Regions from separate parts of the Homo sapiens genome. Here region 1 is linked to region 2. Evidence: read pairs that join two places in POLR2A ChIA-PET (ENCODE). Cell type or tissue: MCF 10A. All regions are shown on one strand. Each heading gives the region's core, and the rest is flanking DNA. Links, peaks and the distances in the headings are about the cores only.

Evidence for each region. Peaks named below come from ENCODE experiments on the same cell type or tissue, not always from the same donor. Only the 100,000 strongest peaks of a DNase experiment are listed, where the experiment ranks them.
Region 1: POLR2A ChIA-PET joins it to region 2 with 10 read pairs; 3 of 35 experiments call an interaction of 5 or more read pairs at or near these places.

The regions. Positions count from the first base shown.
Region 1 is chr17:36,969,841-36,980,446 of GRCh38, forward strand. All of the region lies in intron 4 of AATF (apoptosis antagonizing transcription factor), which reads left to right. Among named protein-coding and RNA genes, the nearest start is that of AATF, 26 kb to the left of the region's middle. RefSeq lists an enhancer at 2,210-2,805. In MCF 10A, for the core only: no CTCF peak of the experiment used is centred there; no DNase peak of the experiment used is centred there.
Region 2 is chr17:37,063,370-37,073,975 of GRCh38, forward strand. No RefSeq gene overlaps it. Among named protein-coding and RNA genes, the nearest start is that of MIR2909, 35 kb to the left of the region's middle. RefSeq lists enhancers at 1,122-1,677, 2,233-2,787. In MCF 10A, for the core only: no CTCF peak of the experiment used is centred there; a DNase peak (open chromatin) is centred at 4,532.

The sequences.
Region 1 (10,606 bases), core at 1,535-9,534, 93 kb before region 2:
TAAATCTGCTGTCACTATGGGTTAGTTTGCATTTTCTAGAAATCTATATAAGTGGAATTATACAGTTTGTATCCTTTTTAGTCTGGCTTTTGCTCAGCATAATTATTTTGAGCATCCTCCATATTTTTTCTTGTGTCAGTAGTTCATTGCCTTTTGTTGCTGAGTAGTATCCCATTGTATGGATATACCACAATTTGTTTTGTTTCCAGTTTTTGGCTATTACAAATAAATCTGCTACAAACATTTGTATAGATGTTTTTATATGGACATAGACTTTCATTTCTCTTGGGTAGCTAAGAATAGAATGGCTGAGTCGCATGGTAAATGCATGTTTAACTTCGGAAACTGCCAAGCTATTTTCCAAAGTGGTTATACCATTTTGCAGTCCCACCAGCAGTGTATGAGATTTCTAGTTGCTCCACTTCCTCAGAACATTTGGTATGTTCTTAATTTTAAACATTCTAATAATTGTATAGGTAGGTTACAGAACTGAGTTGCTATCCTGTCTCTCATTCTTTGCCTTTCTTTTGTGGGTTTACTCCTTTTAAAAGTTACTTTTTAAAAAAGTTACCTTAATCAGTGGAATAGAATAGAGAGTTCTGAAACAAATTCATACAAATAATGGGCAGTTGACTTTTAAAGGTGCAAAGTCAAGTCAGTCAAGTCAGTGGAGAATGGATAGTTTCTTTCTTTCTTTTTTCTTTTTTTTTTTTTTTTTAAGAGACAGTGTCTTCCTCTTTTGTGGAGGCTGAAATGCAGTGACGATCATGGCTCACTGCAGCACTGAGCTCCTGGCTCATGCAGTCTTCCCACCCTAACCTCCTGAGTAGCTGGGACTGCAGGTGTATGCCATCATGGCCTGCTAAATTTTCTTTATTTTTCTTAGAGATGAGGTCTTGTTACGTTTCCCAGGCTGGTCTCGAACTCCTGCCCTCCTGCCTCGGCCTCCCAAAGTGCTGAGATTACAGGCATGAGCCACCATTCCCGGCCTGGATAGTCTTTTCAACAAATGGTGCTGGGACAATTGTGCACTCATTTGCAAAAAAAAAACTTCAACCTGTACCTCATACTTGATATAAAAATTAACACAAGACAGTCAATTTATATTAACTTAAATATAAATCATAAAGTGTTTTGAAAAACATATGGGAGAAAACTCTATGTCATTGGGTTAGGCAAAGAGTTTTTAAATACAATATCAAAAACAGAATCCATAAAAGAACAAATTGATAATTGGGCCAAATCAGAATTAAAATCTTTTGCTCTGTGAAAGATATGTTAAAATAATGAAAAGATAAGCTATAGACCAAGAGGAAATGTTTGCAGATCACATAATTAACAATCAGCTTGTGTCCAGAGTGTATAAAGAACTCTCAAAACTCAACAATAAAAAATACCCATTCAAAAAAAAATGGGCAAAAGATTGGACACTTTACCAAAGACAATATATGATAGCAAATAAGCACATGAAAAGAGATTTAACTTAATCATTAATGTTTAGCAAGATGCAAATTAAAACCACAAGGAGATACCTCTACATACCTATTAGGCCAAACACAAATACACACCTGACAACACCAAGTGCTGGGAAGAATGTAGAGCAACTGGAGCTTTCATACATTGCTGATGGGAATGCAAAATAGTACAGCCACTTTGGAAAAACAGTCTGGCAGTTTTTAAATAAAGCTAAACATATATTCATCATACGAGCCTGATCCAGTAGTCTCTGTCTTAGATATCTGCCCTAGAAAAATGAAGACATACATTCACACAAAGTCTTGTACATGCACGTTCATAGCAGCATTATTTATAATCACCAAAAACTGGAAACAGCCCAAATGTCCAAATGTGCAACAAATTGTACATTAGTCAGCAATAAAAAGGAATAAACTATTGATACATGCAAAAACGTGGATGAACCTCAAGGGTATTATACTAAGTGAAATATGCCAGCCTCAAAAGATTTTATACTTGGAAATTCCATTTATATGACATTCTGGAAAAGGTAAAATTATTGGGACAGATCAGTGGCTACCATGGATTAGGAATGGGAGAAAGGTCCGAGTGCAAAGAGGCAGCCCAGCTTTCTTCTTTGTTTTCTATGAGTTTCTATTTTCCTCTCCACTAATCTTGTTTCCTTGGAGTATTTTCCACCTGTTTTCCACAGTGGCTCTCTGTTGAACCCTTCAGCCTGGCTTGATTGTTGTGTACGTTTTGCTTGGATTGAGGGAGGGGGTATATGTGTGCTTATTCCCAGATAACTCTGGGAATATTTCTTATGGTAATGGATACATGATACAGTACTTCTAGGGATAGAGGAATGGGCCACATCAACCTATAGTGTCATTTTTGCTTGAAATATATATCCTTGGTACTGAAACCTTACCCAGAAGAGAATAATAGATTACACAGAGCTTCTAGATTTTGATGTGGGTTAGAACTGAAAAATGAGATGTCTTTAAACTCTTTTTCCTTCTCTCTTTGATAAGTGATATAATGTGGTTTGGACACTCAGAGATTCCTGAGATTCCAGGTTCTGGTTGATGATTTACTGCAAAATTGCTTATAAATTGAAGTAGAAAATGTTTTGCAGACCTGGCAGCTTTCTGGCTTCACACCCATTTGTCACCCAGCATTTCCCTTTGTGTATAGAACAAGAATTAATTAGGCTGCACTGCAGGAAAAGTTTATGGCTATAATTTATATAGGATGAATTTTTTTTTAAAGAGACAGCATTGTTTTGTTACACCTATATACATGTAAGTGTGTGTGTATAGAAAGTGTTTTTTTCCCCCTCTTAAAGCAGTGTCTGTAAGCTTCTGGAGTAAACATTTTTTTTTTTTTTTCCTAATGCAAGATGATAGTGTAATAGATGCATTTATCATGATTGCTGTCTGATGAAACTGTTGGGGTTTTTTGTTTGTTTCTTGTTTTTTAATTCATTGTTTACTAGTGAGAACACTCAGTTTTAGGTTTACATTTTAGACATTGGTCAGACTTGTCTGGTTTCCAGAGCTTTGTATTCTTTCTGTCTCTTGGAAGACTCGGGATTCTGTCTTTTTTAGGGTCTTGCTCATTCAATTAATGTTTTCATAATCAATGCAAGTCAGAACTTGCAATTTGTTCCTGATTTGCACATTAAAGAGCTCCATTAATTAAGAATCTTGGTGTTTGGCATGTTCCCGCAGGATCTGTGCATTATTTACATGGTGAAAGTGCAAGATGCAAGTTTCTCAGTTGTAAGGGCAATTGCAGTTAATCCTGCTTTTTCTTTTCTTCTTTCTTTCTTTTTTCCTTTCTTTTTGCTTGTGAGTAACAATTATTTCACAACTCATTGAAACTCCTTAAGGATACATTGTACCAAAATAGGAACAAATTATTCAAAAGAGGGGGCTATGGTGAAAAAGTAGAAAGTAAATCCTTTTTTTAAAGGATTTTAAAGGATTTATCCTTTTTTTAAAGGACTGTGTACAACACAGTCACACAATTGGTGAGAGGCAAAGCCAGTGTAGAAACTGAGGTCTGCTGTGCCTCACAAACGTTGCTCTTGGCCACACTGCCCACTCACTATGCATATGGTTTAACTTAACTCTTTTCATCTGAGGGTTTTCTCCCCTTTTCAAAGAGAGTATGAAGAAACATAGATATGGAATAAATGTCACAGCTTAAAGCAATGAAGGCAGGAGAAATATGGAGATGAATTTGTTATAGAACAGAAGGCTTAGAGCACAAGAAGTAGACATGTCCTTCAGTTTTTCTAAAGATGCTATTTCCTGGATACTGTTTCATTCACTAAGAGTTAGACTTTCAGGGGGTCAGCTGATCTAGTTCCTTCTCCTTTAGGCAGGTAAGACCATTTTTTAGGTGATAAATAATGTTTTTTTCTCATGATAAATTATAAAAATACAATATGTATTCCTTATATAAAATTTAGAAAATAGCCAAGCAGGCTGGGGACGGTGGCTTACGCCTATAATCCCAGACCTTTGGGAGGCCGAGGCAGGTGGATCACTAGAGGTTAAGAGTTCAAGACCAGCCTGGCCAACGTGGTGAAACCCTGTCTCTACTAAAAATACAGAAATTAGCTGGGCGTGGTGGCATACGCCTGTAATCCCTGCCTCGGGAGGCTGAGGCAGAAGAATCGCTTGAACCTGGGAGGTGGAGGTTGCAGTGAGCCAAAATCGTGCCACTGCACTCCAGCCTGGGCGACAGAGCGAGAGTCCATCTCAAAAAAAAAAAAAGGAAAAGACAGAAAATAGCCAAGCAAAATTAAGGAAATATTTCTTCCCTAATCCTAGCAGCTAAGAGTTAAGTATTTTTAATATTTTGGTACATGGTAAATATCTTTTCTAGGTTTTTCTTCTCAGTGGCTATGTACTTAGAACAAAAATGGGACTCTATTCTGTAATTTGTTTTGCAGTCCATTTCTTTCTACTTAACAGAAATTATGAATATTTTTCCTTGTCATTAAATATTGTTCTATAGCATTATTTTTAATGATAGCATAGAGTTTCCATTGTGTGGATAGTTTAACCAGTTCTTTATTGTTGGACATTTGGATTGTTTCCAGGTTTTCATTTTTATAAATGATGTAGTAAACATCATTATTAGTAAATCTTTACTCATATGCATACTTACTTTGTTGCATAAATCTCTAAATGTGGAATTAGTATATTTTCTAAGAATATGCAAAATTTTAAGGCTTTTTATCTATATGGCCAAGTTGCCTTCCAGAAAAGTTGTATTTGTACATGCTCACCTTTTTATATGAGTGTCAGTTTTCCTTATCCTTGTCAACATCGGATACAATAATTTTGTTTCATCTTTGTCACTTTGACAAGTGGTATCTGGGAAATGGTATCTGTTATTTTAATTTACATTTCCCAATGTTTAATGAAGATAAACATTTTTGCTCCCTTACATTTATTGGTCCTTGCTATTTCTTTTGTGAATCAAACAGGGAAAATTTTGAACTGGTTCTAGGGATAGATGATCTTCTTGTCAGTCAACCTTAATGCCACTCTAATTCTCCTTTTTTTTGCTTTAATCTGTTTCTTCTTGTTTGGTTTTCTGGAATTATATCTACCTCAGAAGACCTCTTTGTATTGTTGAAGTTTAATCTTAATTGCCTTAAAAAATAATAAAAGTAAAACTTGTTTGTTGTGAGATGTTATTTTCTTTCAGACAGTACTGAGTCTGTTTCTTCCTGCCCAACAATACTTAGTGAAATATGTAACGTAGATTGTGAAAGTATTATTTTTCCCACTCGTAAAAGTGTCCTCTAGAGATAACCATTTTAAATAATTTATCTGACTTCCAGATACTTTGTGTCAATATAAACTTTTTTCAAAACATAAATGAAATTATGCTTTACATCTTCCCATGTCAATGCCTGCAGGTCTTTTTTTTCGTTAAAATTAATGTTTGTTATATTTGCTTTTTTTTCTTTTTGAAGCGTTTTAAAGTAAATTACAATCATGCCATTTGCCTCTAAATATTTCTGTTTATAGCTCTAAAAAATGAGGATGTTTCTTAGTAACATTGTCATCTCACCTAACTAAATTAATATTCCTAATACTGTATGCGTACTTCATATTCACTTTACTTCGTTTATCCCAAAAAGTTTTTTATAGTTTGGTTTACTTAAGCCAAGTTCCATTTTATACTAATCCTTTTCAACAGCTGCACAAAAAGTTACCTGGCTAAACTAAAATTAAGTAGTCCCCTATAAATGGACACTTAAGATGTTTGCAGTTTCTACCTATTATAAACAATGCTGCAAATAACATTTTTGTACCTACCTCTTTGCTTTAAAAGTATTTCCTGAGGGTTAGTTTCTAGAAGAACAGTAGGTCAGGAGCTAGGCATATATAAAACTTTGATACGTTTTGCCAGATTGCTTTCTGGCTATGTCATGCTAACTAAACTCATCAGTTGTGTACGCAGAGTGCCCCTTTCGGCACGTTTTTGCCAGCATCAAGCATTATCAGAAAAATATCCCACTGTTTTAAGTTTTTCTTTAAAAAATTATTTTTATTAGTAAAGCTAAGCATCTTCTCTGATGTACATGGGCTTTTGAATTTTGGAGACTATTAATCCATTTGTTAACATTCTTCTTTCAAATTCAGCAAGTATTGCTTTATCTTGCCTTACTGGACCTGCTTTCCATCCATGTGATGTGGGCTTCCTTTAGTGTCTCCACTGTTTTTTCAAGTGTGGGAATCAAGTTTGGACATGACATTTTAACAGAATCTCACTTGTGTTTTTTATCATGTGATGGTATTGGGGAGGGAAGTTTTGTCATTTTTTTAGTAATTGAAAATTTCATTACACTCTGTTTCCCAGATAGTTTTGATACATAACCCTCAAGGGTACATTGATCTAGAAAATGAAAACTGTGCAATTGTTTTTTAAGCTTATAGTAGTGTTTCAATTTCTGTATCTGTAAAATGGTGATGCAATAATAGTATCTACCTCAAAGGATTGTTAGAGGACTTAAATGAATTAGTACATATAAAGTGCTTAGGCGAGTGTGTGGTACTTAGCAGGTCCTTACTGAGTATTAACTATTAATCTGAATAGTGATGGTACAATCTTTTAAGGATATAGCTCTTGGGCCACAGTATTTGTTTTCCTCTTCTTGAAAGGATTAGGTGAATAAAGACAGTACTATACATACAGCTAGTTCTTTGAAGACTTGAAATGCACATGTAAAAAGTACATACCAAGGAAGATATTAGGATGTTATTATTTCTTTTTCAGTTATTCATTCAATACCATTTGCCAACACCAAACATACCCAAGTGAGTAGTTTACAGTTTCTGCTCTCAAGGAGCTCATAGTAAGGTGAAGCTGCTTTTAAAGCATCATTTAAGTGTTTTTACGTAAACACAACCTCTCAAAGTGTTTCATTTTGAGTTGGAGAATAAACAAACCTTAGTCTTACTAGTATTAAAAGAAACACAATTAAAACAATCTTTTATTTTCTGAGTCTCAGTGTTTCAATTTAAGCGATGGTAATTACTAAATTTTCAGGAGAATGCATTGTAATGTGCCTAGCAAAAGTTGTTAATTGTTTTTGTTTTTAAATTTCTGTCTGGCAAAATGGTTTTGAGACACTCTAAGATAATCGGGAGTAGCCCGATTATCTTATAGTTGGTATATTAAAATAAAGAAAATGTTGTTTGACTACTTGCTTAACAAAAGGTCAGTTTGTTGAAGATACATAGTTGATATTAAAGTTAGGAAGTATGTAGTCTACATTTTGTTTGTCAGCATTTAGATTTGGAAGTGGTAGTGTGATCATATTCTGCCATGCGACTTAGGCAACATCTCTCTAAATGAAGAAAACATTTGTAGCATACCTTTTATGGCCCAGGTGATGTGTTGGATGCTGGATGACAGGCTGAAGCTGCCCTGAAGCAGCTTTAAGGTGGTGAAATCAGACACAGCACAAAATGGTTAAGTGTTGTAACGATATGAAGAATCCTGAGAGAGGAGTGATTAATTCTGCATGGAATCCCTGTTTTAGAAAGGTATTTTCTGAATCTCCATTTTCATCAGTTTTTTCCAGACCCATACTATAGAGAGAATTTGGGCATTTGCTTAGAGACAGTTTCACCACAGCAGAGGCTGTTTTTTTTTTTAAAGACGTTATAATATGAAAGAGTGAGACTTCTTAAAAATCAGAGGGGTTACTTGGATTGTGGTTCTAATTTTATTTTTAATAAGTTTCCTTTCTTCACAGTTTATTTTAAATTTTAATAAAATTTTAAATTGTAAAAGTAATATATGCTTATAAAATATTCAAACAGTTCAAAAGTATATCAAATAAAAATGAAAGTATCCGCACTCTCCCTGAGTAACTACTGTAAGACAGTTTAAACAATTACAGTACTTGTAAATAAACTTGGTTTTTAAGTATCTCATATTCTGAACATTTACTCTTTTCTGTTTAAAGGGGGAGAGTAAATTTTCCTTTTTGGCAAAGTGCTCAGTAGCGATGCAGGTTGTCTAGGAACTGTGAAGTGGAAGGTAACTGTAGTAGATTTCAGGAAGTACATTGATCAGCTAGATTGCTGTGTCCTATAGGGCTTTTTAAGGATTTATTGACATACTTCATCAAGGTATTTGAGAGAGTATTCAGGGAAACCTAAGAAATTCTGCAGTTCTTTTCCCTTCCTTATAAATTCATGCCTGGTCAGAAATTACAGCTTGAGTGGGATGTCCCTCCACAGAACTCAAATGCACACTATCTATCATGTTACTTAGTGTGGCAGTAATGTAAAATGGTAAGAATTTTTTTTTCTTTTTGTTTCTTTCTATGAGGAGACTCACCCAACATATATTTTATCATATGTCTCTTCAGCATTCCCTTATTTCAACTTGTACTTACTCCCCCAATTCCCCACATCATTCTCTTAAAAGAAAAAAATAAGTTTTGTCCACTGAATCCTCTTTCTTATTTGATTTAATATATCTTGAGTTGAACGTTTCTCACAAAAACACTTTGCATTCAGAATTAGCCTATCAAGTTGTTTCCTCCATACACTCCTGCATAGATCGCACGCCTTCTACTGTGGTGCCCTCTGAGATATGAAAACCCACGTCTGCTTTTGGCTTAGCCTTCATGATTTTAGAATATAAGTCTCTACATTCTGCTTTGAAAAGTTCTCCTTGTGGTTATTTTGTACCATAAAAAAAAAATTCTACTTTTAGTCCGCAGAGCTCACCAACAAACTGGGACAGAAGTCCTCACACTATTCCAGTTAAAACCATGGTCCTCATAATAGCACACACATTTATCTAAATCTGAATATATATACACATATACCTGTATATGTGTATATACACTTGGATATCTAGAAATTCTAGTTGGCCATATGTTGGAAATGATAGCAACTTATCCAAATGGTTGATGTTGAGGAATTTGTAACCTGCAGTCCTCTGTCTTACTGGTAACGCCATTCTGCTTGGGGAATATAGAACAAGCCCAAACAGTAATACTGACAGAATTCGGAATTATGATACAGTGGAGCCTTCACGCAATTCTTTGTTGAAGAAGTTAGGGCCTAAATGTTAAGGCTTATTGTTATTCTGAGTTGATAATCTCTGCCTTGCTTTAATAATTTTTCCTCATGCCTGGGTAGCCCGCGAGTTGCACAATAATCACTCACACAGCTTTGTAATCAATGCCCAAAGTAATAGGATTCCTCTGGCCACCGGCAATTAATAAATTTGTGTCTTTTTTAAAACACTAGCAAGTCGGGCCTGAAATACGACTGACTGGCTCTCCTCATTTGCATATTTATTGCAGTGGAAAAATTCTTACCAGATGATTGATGCTGAGCCTGCCTCTTGAATTCCAAGCAGCACATTATTATGAAATGAAAAATGCCGGCCATACAGTTGATTAAAGTTGAAGACAGTGGAATCGGTGTTTTTTAAGATTGTGGGAGAATTAAAGGCATATTTTAATAGATGTTGACAAGAAGTGAACTAACAAAAGCAAAGCAAAGGATTTGCTTGAAAAGATTTAATCAAACGTCTTTCTTGGGGGATTAATTGCTGGGGATGACTAGTGCAAGTGGCAGGCTTGTGTGGATTTGAATGAAAAGTATTGTTCTCAGGCCAATATATCGTGTGTCATTTTGACCTATAGTTTAGCTCTAGTTCTAGAGTTACTTTTGAAGGAGAAAAAAATGCTCTTGTAATCTGTAAATTCCAATTCAATGTATTTATCTGGGGTAATATGAATGGGGGAGTTTATGTGTACTTGTACATAAATAATTGTAATGTTTGCGTATTTATTTAAAAACAACTGTATAGATATTTAAAAACTGATAAGCTTTATTTACTTTATACACTCACTCTTCCTGTTCTCGCTTCACGCCATTGCCAGAAATTGTACTTACTGGTTTATAATCTAATTAATGAACTGTGTGTCCATGCCCAAACTTATTCCTCGCTTACAGTTTTGTTTATGTTGGACAGCCTAGATGAATCAGGGAAAAAAATAAAGCTGTTAGGTGAAAATGGTTTTTAGATTGGTGACATTTTATATATAGAATGCTTGCATATGGGTAGCATATAAATGAATACCTAATATAGGAGTCTGTGAATACTGTCCAATCCTAGTACAAGCAGAGCTTAAGATTTTTACCATGTGAAATATGATTTTTGATAGTAATATGCCTTCTATTTTTACAGCATTAAAAAAATTCTAAAATGCCTTAATATATAATAACACAGTTACTATTTTTACCTTATTTTGTAAGGACAAGCAAAGGCTTGTCCACATTTTATAAACGAGAAAATTGAGACTCAAAGAGATTAAATTGGTCCATTCAGCATAACATGACTAGTTAGTGACAGTGTCAGTTGAAATACAGGGCCCCTAACCCCCAGTAAAGTACTGTTTACATTTATCCTCTACTGAAAATTATTCCTAAAGCTGGTGGCCAGATGCTAAGGTTGAATCTTGGTAATATGATGAGGCATATGTCCTTCTTAATCTCCTCTTAAGGGAAAGACCTTTGGAAATGGACCATGTAGGGTAAAATAAACATATATATTCTTGACAGTATCCGTTTGTTTTGTGGCCATG
Region 2 (10,606 bases), core at 1,027-9,026:
CCTCGGCCTCCTGTGTTTTTAATTTTTATGTATGTGGCTGGGCACAGCAGCTCATGCCTGTAATCTCAACACTTTTGGGAGGCTAAGGTGGGAGGATCACTTGAGTCCAGGAGTTCGACCTCGAGATCAGCCTGGGCAACAAAGTGAGACCCCCCTCTCTACAAAAAATAGAAAAAAATTAGCCAGGTTTGAGCTAATTGATGGTGTGCACCTGTAGTCCCAGCTACTCAGGAGGCTGAGGTGGGAGGATCACTTGAGCCCAGGAGGTCAGGGCTACAGTGAGCATGATTGTGCCACTGCACTCCAGCCTGGGCAACAGAGTGAGACCCTATCTCAAAAAATAATAATAAATGTATGTATGTGCATGTGTATCGGGGCATTGTACTAGAAATTAAATAAAGCTTGCCTTCATGAAGAGAACCATTCTCCTTTTAAGTTTACTTCTTTTACTTTCTTTTCTCTTTCTTCATAACATTTAAAAAATAATTGCCAGAAATTTGGTAAGTTCATTAACTAATTCTCTCAAGTCCAGGCTGCACATCACCCTGCTGATTCGTGTGGATTCAATTTGTCCAACAGTTCTATCGATGAAGTCCTCATTATCCGCTCCTCGTGTGTGGATGGGAGGAAGGTTGTAAATGCAGCCTGAGTGCACCTTATCTAACTTTTGTTTTTCTCGTAGATCTATAGATTTCCTTTACGGTGCCTTTCTTGCCCATCATGTGGGGTCTGCCAATAGGATCGTTGCCTCAACTGCATTTATATTCCTGAGAAGTTTACTCCATTTATTTCCCCTGGTTCCGGGTTCTTGGAGTTCATTTGTTGAGGTCAAGGACACCATGTTCTCAGGAAAGAAAATTTTAAAGAACGTGGAAAAAAAAAAAAGCAACAGCTGCACATCACTGATCGGGTAGAAAAAGAATATAAGGATCTCAATAGGCATCCGGACGGTAACACATGAAGACTCCTGCTCACCCCTCCCCCACATCTGCCTCTCTACGACTGGGTTGGAAATGAGCTCCATGTGTGCTGGGCAGGCAGGTTCCTGGCACCGGCAGCTGGCCGCTTCTCTTTTCTGCGATCTGCCCCTCCCGTGCTACCAGGTTCTAAGAGGGACTTAAGAACACATTGCTAGTGCTGGCTTTGGCTTGTGTGATGTTTGAGTAGAGGACACGTGTGATTGAAGGCTGGAGTCATGGAGAGAATCGTGGACTAGAAATCAAGTCTGCTGGGGTCTGACCTTGAGGAAGTCACTTCCCTCGGGGTCCTTATTAGTGATCTGAGGGTCAGTTCATGGCTGCTAAGGACTTTCCCATTCTGAAGCCGCTGTTTCTAAGTAAAAGCAGCATCGCAGACGGGGGTTAGTGCGGTGTGAGAATGCTGTTCAAGTCCATTCCTTCAGGTATTTCTTGACCTCCTACTGTGTGACAGGCACTGGGGGAGGCTTAGCAAGGGGCTCTTTTGGCAGGTGACCCAGTCTCTAGGTGGTTTCTGTTGACCTCCTCTTTTCTTCCATAGGGTTCTCTAGACTTGGGTCTCATCAAAAACTGCTGCCCCCGCTGCAGTTGCTCTTAATCTTGGCTGGAACTCCTGGAAGCTCAGGCTCTGGATGCATTTTCAGGTTTAGCATCACTTACTTTCCCAAGGTTCTGGCTCTCCAAGGTGAAAGCGCAGCCTCAAGGGAGGGTGATAGCCCGGGTGCTCAAGGCCCCTTACATCCTGGGCCTTCAAAGTCTGGCTCTGAGAGACCGCCTGCGGGAACGCAGATGCATTAGTATGCAGGTGTGCTGGTACAGAGCACAAAGCAATTAGCCTGCTGCTCTGCAATTTCTGCCTTTCCCCAGCAAGTGTGACTCAAGTTTTGGTTCCTTTGCCTGCATGGCCAGCACCGTCCTTTCTCCTGTGGGGAGGCCTGGGGGCTTCAGGGGATGCCTGTTCTAATTCTAGGAGTGGTCCGGAGCATCTAGACCAGAGCTGTCCGATAGAACTTTCTAGGATGATGGGAATGTAATCCGGCTGTTCTGTGCTATCCCGCATGGTAGCCACCAGCCACGTGTGCACTTGCAGGATGGCTAGCAGCTAATGTATTAGTTCAGATCTGTATGACTATTTTCCAACATTTTGCAAGGCACTGCGAGTGCTAAAGTTAAAGATGAGGCAAATGGTCAGCAGCTGGGGTGGCAGGAGCTCCAGCTGTACCCGGGCTGAGGGTCTCAGTGTCTTCACACACCTGTGCCCACCCCAGCAGGCTGGGTGGAAGGCCCTGTTCTAGACCTGAGCTGGGGCTGGTGGTGTGACCTGTCTCCACTGATTTCTTGGCCCTGAGACCTGGGGTAGGTGGAGGGCGTGGGGAAGTGGGCGGTTTTCTGCCTTGGTGTCCAGGGTGGTCCGGGGAGCCCGGGAGGCTGACTCAGTCTCATCTCCTCCTGAGGGACTGAGCTCGGAGCTGAATCCCTGATGCCATAAAATTATTTTCCAGTTTGACTCTTGTGTCCTTTAAAGTTGTAGCACACTACACTTGGTTTTAAGAGCTAAATGTAAGGCAAATACAGAGCACTTTAAATGTGATAACTCTGAGTTCATATTGTTTGAGGAGATAAGCAAAAAGGAGCAGGTGCTTTGAATTCACTTATCAGCGTTTTCGCAGGCTCCTGTCCCTCCGCACCCCCCACCGAGGTGCCGTGATGTTCCACGAGGATCTTGGAATTGGAGGCTTCCCCGGGCTGTGGGGCCACCGTTTCATCTGCTCACCTTGCTGGTAAGGCCAGGGCTTTGTTCCCGGGAGTGCTCGGGCCGCAGGTGTGTGTGTCCGGGAGGCTCCTGCCGGGCAGGGCAGGGAGAGGGGCCTGGCCTGGGAAGTAAGCCCCCGTGACAGGCTCCTCAAGCCTCTGGAGCCCTGGGGAGAGTTTGCATTTTCGGATCACGTCTCCATCCTCCAGGAGAAGGATGAGAGGGGCCGGCTTTAAGTCCTAGTTCTTGGGTATATAATTAAACAGAGATTTTCCTTCCTGAAGGAACAAAAAGAGGCCAAGGACAGCCTAATTGAAACCTCAGGATTGCTTCTCCAAGAGTGGCCTGAGCAAGTGGGCCGAGGTAGATTTGCAACTCTGGCTGGTGGGGTGGCCCGAGCCAGGGGGGCCCACGTTCGGCTGCTGACGGCGGTCCACAGGAGGGGAGGGTCTGTTGGGCGGGGGAGCCTCTCTCTGCCTTGCTTCCTTTTAGGGTGAGCCTTTGGTTCTCCTGTCCCAAACCGAGGGGGGCCACGTGGGAGCCGGCAGCACACACTGGCCACCACTGACCGCTCCTGCTGTCCTGGCACTTCCGCCCCCTCCCAAAACGGCAGCCCACAGTGACTGGTCGCAAGTGCCATCAGAAATGTGCGCCGCTTACGAGGCTGTCAACCAGGCTGGTTCTTCCAAAGTCGTCCATTACCAGATAAGTGAAGGTAAAATAGTGATGCTTTATTAATTGCAGGTATGGCACGGGTTTTTATACCTGTTTATATACACTTGCTCCGGAGCGGAAGGACTTTCTCATCTCTCCTTGCCTCTCCCCCACCCCCAGAAGAGAATTTCAACTTTAAGACAAACAACTTCATTTACAAGTGTGTCTCTAATTAGCTGCAGAATTAGGAAAGCTGAGCTTTCCCCCATAGATCCGCTCAACCCTCGAGGGAGACTGGTGGAATAGAGAGAATCGCATTTCCAATTATTTTGTTGAATTGCTAATTTAGTTATTGTGCCTGGTGTAATTGTGATGGGTATTGGGTATGCAATTCAATTTGTTTTAAATATTTGTGGGAAGGCTGATCAGTAATGGAGCTGACCTATTTTGTGGCCCAAATTGAGAAAAAAAAAAAAGACTAAAACACAACAGCCACAAAGATACAGTTTGTTTCCATTTTTATTTTGATCTCTCTCATCCCTCTTAAGATCATTGATGCAACAAAAGGATTAAATTAAAAGATGACAGCACTTTGATCTTCTCCCTTTGAAAGCTTAACTGTCCTTGGTAGTTTAATATGCAGATATTTTAGGGTAGAGTCTAGATGCATTGCTGGAGTTGAGTAGTTTCTGCCTCCTAAAATTGCATTTCTGCATGTGCCTAAAAGTGATTTGGGGTACTCAACTTTCTAATAGTGTGTAAAGTAGTGGAGGTGTATCTGTAACAAATAACGCAAAGCCGTGAGAGCCACAAGTTCGCCACTCCTACTGGGCAGAAGTCCATTCCAGAGTCCCGGAACCTTCCCTCCAGGCAGCACCACGTGCAGAGGTTGGTGGCCAGGAACCCCACCCCGGGTGTTTGCATAAAGCTCACCCATTGGGAGCCCTGCTCCTGGTTGATTTGAGCCTGTGCAGGTGAGAGGAGGGCTAGGTGACAAGTTCCCTCATGGCTGGCGGTGACTCTGTGGAGCTAGCTCCTTGAGGGCCAAGCTCCAATGTCCCTCTTCAGCCAGAGTCTGGACCGGGAGGTATGGGCCAGGGAAAATCTGTGATGTAATCTTGTTTACATGCCTATTGGATGCTGAGTCATAAACACAGTCTGGGCCTGGGCCAGGGCTGTGGCTTGAAATCAGAGCTCTGCTGGGACCTGAGGTCACAGAAATAGATTGCAGGAGTTGAGCCTTGGGCACGTACGACCGAGGTTGCTTACAGGTGACTGGAAGCCCTCACCTTCCACAGCATCCCGCCGGGCCCGCCAGGCGTCCTCAGACACAGGCTAACTAGGGCTTGGTTGGGCAAGATCAGAGGGTGGCGGACCAGAGCAGATTTTGAGAAAAGGTTATAATAAAATGGGTCATAGATGCGGCTGTTGTAATGAATTTGATCCTAAAGGATTCGTTTTGTAACTCGATTAGCTTAGCAAGGTGCCAGGGTCAATTTCCGTGCTTAGCTGCTAAAGAGAAGTTTAAACTTCATTACTCTTACGTGAGAGCTCACCGGGACCAACTGGAGGAACTCAGCCCCAGGTGGATCCCTTTTAACAAGCTGTTCTGGAGGAGCTGGGCGAGGACAGCTGATGGCCGCAGCTGCTGATCCTGAGGAGGGGCTGGGTCCCGTGTGAGGACAGATAGGAGGGTGACCATTGAACCAGCCAGGCTGGAGCTGAAAAGAAACTGGCAAGCAGCTAGAGCAGCTGGGGATGGAAGGAGGAGGAGGCGTTTGTGGAAACAGCTGCAGGGCAGGAGGGCAGGCTGCGGGGTAAGGTCTGTGTAGCCTCTACCCCGTGATGGTGGTGGTTGTTATTATTTGAGACAGTCTCGCTCCGTCACCCAGGCTGGAGTGCAGTGGTATGATTTCTGCTCACTGCAACCTCCACCTCCCTAGTTCAAGCGATTCTCCTGCCTCAACCTCCTGAGAAGCCAGGATTACAGGTGTACGCCACCACGCCCAGCTAATTTTTGTATTTTTAGTAGAGACAGAGTTTTGCCATGTTGCCCAGGCTGGTCTCCAACTCCTGACCTCAGGTGATCCACCCGCTTTGGCCTCCCAAAGTGCTGAGATTATAGGCATGAGCCACCATGCCCAGTCTCCATTTTTTTTCTACAGTGTTGTTATTGAGGTAGAATTTACATACCATAAAACTCACCTGTTGTAAATGTACAATTCCATGGTTTTTGCTACATCTGTGGAGTTGTGCTGCCACTAACACGGCCCATGTTTAGGACATTCTTATCACCCCACAAGTTCCTCTAGCTTTGCCGGAACTCCCTGCTCCCAGCCCCAGGTAATTTGCCTTCTTTTCTGAACATTTCATTTAAAAAGAATCATACAATCTGGAGTGTTTGTGTCTGGCTTCTTTCGCTTGGCATGAGGTGTTTATATCTTTATTGTAGCATATATCAGTACATTCCTTTTGATTGCTGACTAGTCTTCCATTGTGTAGATATACCACATTTTGTTTATCCACGTGCCTATTCATGAACATTTGGATTGTTTCCAGATTTGGGCGATTATATATGAAGCTGATAGGAGCAATCACAAGCCTTTGTGAAAGATGTTTTCATTTCCCTTGGGCAGATACCTAGGCATGGAATTGCTGAGAATGAAAGCTTATGTTTAGCTTTTTCAGAAGTTGTTAAACTGTTTTCCAAAGTACCTGTATCACTTTATATTTACACCAGCAAAGTGTGCGGGCTCCGGTTTCTCCACATCCGTGCCAACACTTGTAATTGTCTGTCTTCCAATTATAGCCTTTCTGGCAAATAGTGGACTCCCATTGTGGCTTTAATTTGTTTCCCTAGTGACGAATGATGTTGAACATCTTCTCGTGTGTTCATTATTCATGTATCATCTTCTTTGGTGAGACATCTATTCACATCTTTTGGCCTAATTTAAATTGAATTGCCTTGTTGCCTTGTAAGGATTCTTTATATATCCTGGATTCAAGTCCCTTATCAGATATATGGTCTGCAAATATTTTTTCCCAGTCTCTGGCTTGTCTTCATTTTCTTTTTTCTTTCTTTCTTTTTTTTTTTTTTTTTTTTTTTTTTTGAGATGGAGTCTCGCTCTGTTGCCAGGCTGGAGTGCAGTGGCACGATCTCAGCTCACTGCAGTCTCCACCTCCCGGGTTCAAGCTATTCTCCTGCCTCAGTGTCCCAAGTAGCTGGGACTACAGGCCTCCGCCACCACACCCAACTAATTTTGTATTTTTAGTAGAGACCGGGTTTCACCATGTTGGCCAGGATGGTCTTGATCTCTTGATCTCGTGATCCACCCGCCTTGACCTCCCAAAGAGCTGGGATTACAGGCGTGAGCCACCGCACCCGGCCGTCTTCATTTTCTTAATGGTGTCTTCTGGAGCACAAAAGGTTTTAATTTTGATGAAGCCTAATTTATCAATTTCTTTTTTTCTTTTATGGATTATGTCATATCTAAGAAATCTTTTCCAAATCCAAGGTCACAAAAATTTTCTCCTACATGTCTTCTTGTGGATGTTTTATAGTTGTAGCTTATATATTTAAGTCTGTAATATATTTGGGGTAAATTTTTGTCCATGGTGTAAGAGTCTAAAAATATAACTTTGTGTATGGATATCCGAACGTCTTGGCACCATTTGTTGAAAAGGCTAGCCTTTCCGCCATTGAATTGTCTTGACTCCTTTGTGGAAAATCAATTGACCCTAAATGCTAGGATTTATTTCAAGACTGTCAATTATATTCCATTCTATTTGCTTGTGTTTATATCTGTGAACATTTTAAAATCAGGTAGTTTAAGTCTTCCAAATTTTTATCAAAATTGTTTAGAGTATTCTGGGTCCTTTGCATTTCCATATAAATTTTAGGATACATGGCCGGGCGCAGTGGCTCACGCCTGTAATCCCAGCACTTTGGGAGGCCAAGGTGGTTGGATCACAAGGTCAGGAGATCGAGACCAGCCTGGCGAACACGGTGAAACCCCGTCTCTACTAAAAAAATACAAAAATTAGCCGGGCGTGGTGGCAGGCGCCTGTAGTCCCAGCTACTCAGGAGGCTGAGGCAGGAGAATTGCTTGAACCCAGGAGGCAGAGGTTGCAGTGAGCCAAGATCGCACCACTGCACTCCAGCCTGGGCGACAGAGTGAGTCTCCATCTCAAAAAAAAAAAAAAAAAATTAGGATACGTTTGTTAATTTATTTAGCTTTTCCTTCTTCTTCTTCTTTTTTTTTTTTTTCTGCCTGAGACAGGATCTTTCTCTTTCACCCAGGCTGGAGTGCAGTGGTGTAATCACAGCTCACTGCAACCTCAACCTCCTGAGCTCAAGCCATCCTCCCACCTCAGCCTCCTGAGTAGCTGGGACTGCAGGCACATGCCACCACACCCAGCTAATTTTTTTTATTTTTTGTAGAGACAGGATCTCCTTATTTTGGCCAGGCTGATGCTGAACTTCTGGGCTCAAGTGATACTCCCGCCTCAGACTCTCAAAGTGCTGGGATTACACGCATGAGCCACTGTTCCCGGCCTAAATTTGTTAATCTCTAGAAAAATGTCTGCTGGAATTTTGATGGGATTACACTGACTCTATAGATCAATTTGGGGAGAACTACCATCCCAACAACATTGAGTCTTCTAATCCATGAACATGGAATATCTCTTCAATTGTTTTTATTTAATTTCTCTCAGCAGTGTTTTATAATTTCAGGGTACATGTCTATTTCTTTTGCAAAATTATTCCTATGTATTTTATTGGTTTTGATGCTATTGTCAATGAAATTATTTTAATTTCATTTTTAGATTTCTTCTTGCTAGTGTACAAAAATACTATTATTGAGTTTTTAAATTAATATTGTAGCCAGTGACTTTGCTGAATGCATTTATTAGTTCTAGTTTTTAAAAATGGATTCCTCATATAGGATCATGCCATTTGTGAATAATGAGTTTTAATCTCTTCTTTCCAATCTATAAACCTTTAATTTTCGTGTAGCCTATTGCATTGGCCAGCACCTCCAGTGCAATGCTGAGAAGTAGCAAGAGCAGATATTTTTGCCTTGTTCCATCTTAGAGAGAAAAGCATTCAGTCTTTCACCATCAAACATGAAGTTACTTGAGGTTTTTCACAGACGCCCTTTCTCAGGTTTTGGAAATTTATTTCTATTTTTTTTGAGACAGTGTCTCACGTCGCCCAGGCTGGAGTGTGGTGGCACAATCTCCGCTCACCGCAACCTCTGCCTCCCAGGTTCAAGCAATTCTCCTGCCTCTGCCTCTCAAGCAGCTGGCATTACAGGCACGTGCCACCACACCCGGCTAATTTTTTTGTATTTACTTTTAGTAGAGACGGGGTTTTGCCATGTTGGCCAGGCTGGTTTCAAACTCCTGACCTCAACTGATCCACCCGCCTCGGCCTCTCAAAGTGCTGGGATTACAGGCATGAGCACTGCGCCCGGCGGAGATTTCTTTCTATTGATAGTTTGTTGATAATTTTTATCTGGAATGGGTATTGTATTTCCAAATGCTTTTTATGTGTCTACCGAGAGGGTCATGTGGTTTTTGTCTTTTACTCTATTAAGATGGTGTGCTACATTAATTGATTTCTGGGTGTTAAACTAACTTTGTACTCATGGGACAAATCCCACCTAGCTATGGTGAATACTTTTTTTTCTTTTGAGACAGGGTCTCTTGGGTGGAATGCAGTGGTGCGATCATGGCTCACTGCAGCCTCAACTTCCCGAGCTCAAGCGATCCTCCCACCTTAGCCTCTTGGGTAGCTAGGACCACATGTGTGTGCCACCACACCTGGCTAATTTTCTTTTCTTTTTTTTTTTTTGAGACAGTCTTGCTCTGTTGCCCAGGCTGGAGTGTGGTGGCATGATCTTGGCTCACTGCAACCTCTGCCTCCCAGGTTCAAGTGATTCTCCTGCTTCAGTCTCCCAAGTAGCTGAGACTACGGGCATGTGGCTCCACGCCCAGCTAATTTTTGTATTTTTTGGTAGAGACAGGGTTTCAACATATTGGCCCCTCTGGTCTCAAACTCCTAGCCTCATGTGTTCTGCCTGCCTGGGCCTCCCAAAATGCTGGAATTACAGGCATGAGCCATCATGCCTGGCCCACACCTGGCTACTTTTTACAATTTTTTTTGTAGAGACAGGGTCTCACTATGTTGCCCAGGCTGGTCTCGAAGTCCTGGGCTTGAGCAATCCTCCCTCCTCAGCCTCCCATAGTGCTGGGATTAAAGTTGTGAAACTAAAAAACAAAAAATGTTGCATGGAATACTATGCAGCCATAAGAAGGAATGAGATTATGTCCTTTGCAGGGACGTGGATGAAGCTGGAAACCATCATCCTCAGCAAACTAACCCAGGAACAGGAAATCAAACACCACATGTTCTCACTCATAAGTGGGAGTTGAACAATGAGAACACATGGACCCAGGGGAACGACACACACCAGGGCCTGCTGGGAGGTGGAGGGGGTCGAGAGGAGGGAATTTAGAGGGCAGGTCAATAGGTGCAGCAAACCACCATGGCACAGGTATACCTATGTAACAAACCTGCACATTCTGCACACGTATCCTGTTTTTTTTTTTTAGAAGAAATAAAATTTATATATAATATAAATATATATATACTTATATACTTATATATTGCTAGGATAGGCACAGTGGCTCACGCCTATAATCCCAGCACTTTGAGAGGCCAAGATGGGTGGATCACTTGAGGTCAGGAGTTCGAGACCAGCCTGACCAACATGGTGAAACCCCATATCTACTGAAAAATACAAAAATTAGCTGGGTGTGGTGGTGCGCACCCAGATGGTGGGAGGCTTAAGTGGGAGGATTGTTTGAACCTGGGGGTGGAGGTTGCAGTGAGCTGTGATCATGCCACTGCACTCCAGCCTGGATGACAGAGTGAGAACCTCATCTCAAAAAAAAAAAAAAAAAAGTGTGGGTGTGTCTTGCTGTATTCAGTTTGCTAATTCTTTTTTTAAAGAGATGGAGTCTTGCCACGTTGCCCAGGCTGGGGTGCAGTGGCTATTTAAGGATATGCTCATGGCATACTACAGCCTCAAAATCCTGGGCTCAAACAGTCCTCCTGCCTCAGCTGCCCAAATAGCTGGGACTACATGCACGCCACTGTACCTGGCCCAGTTAGTTAATATTTGCTAAGGATTTTTGCATCCTGTGTTCACAAGGG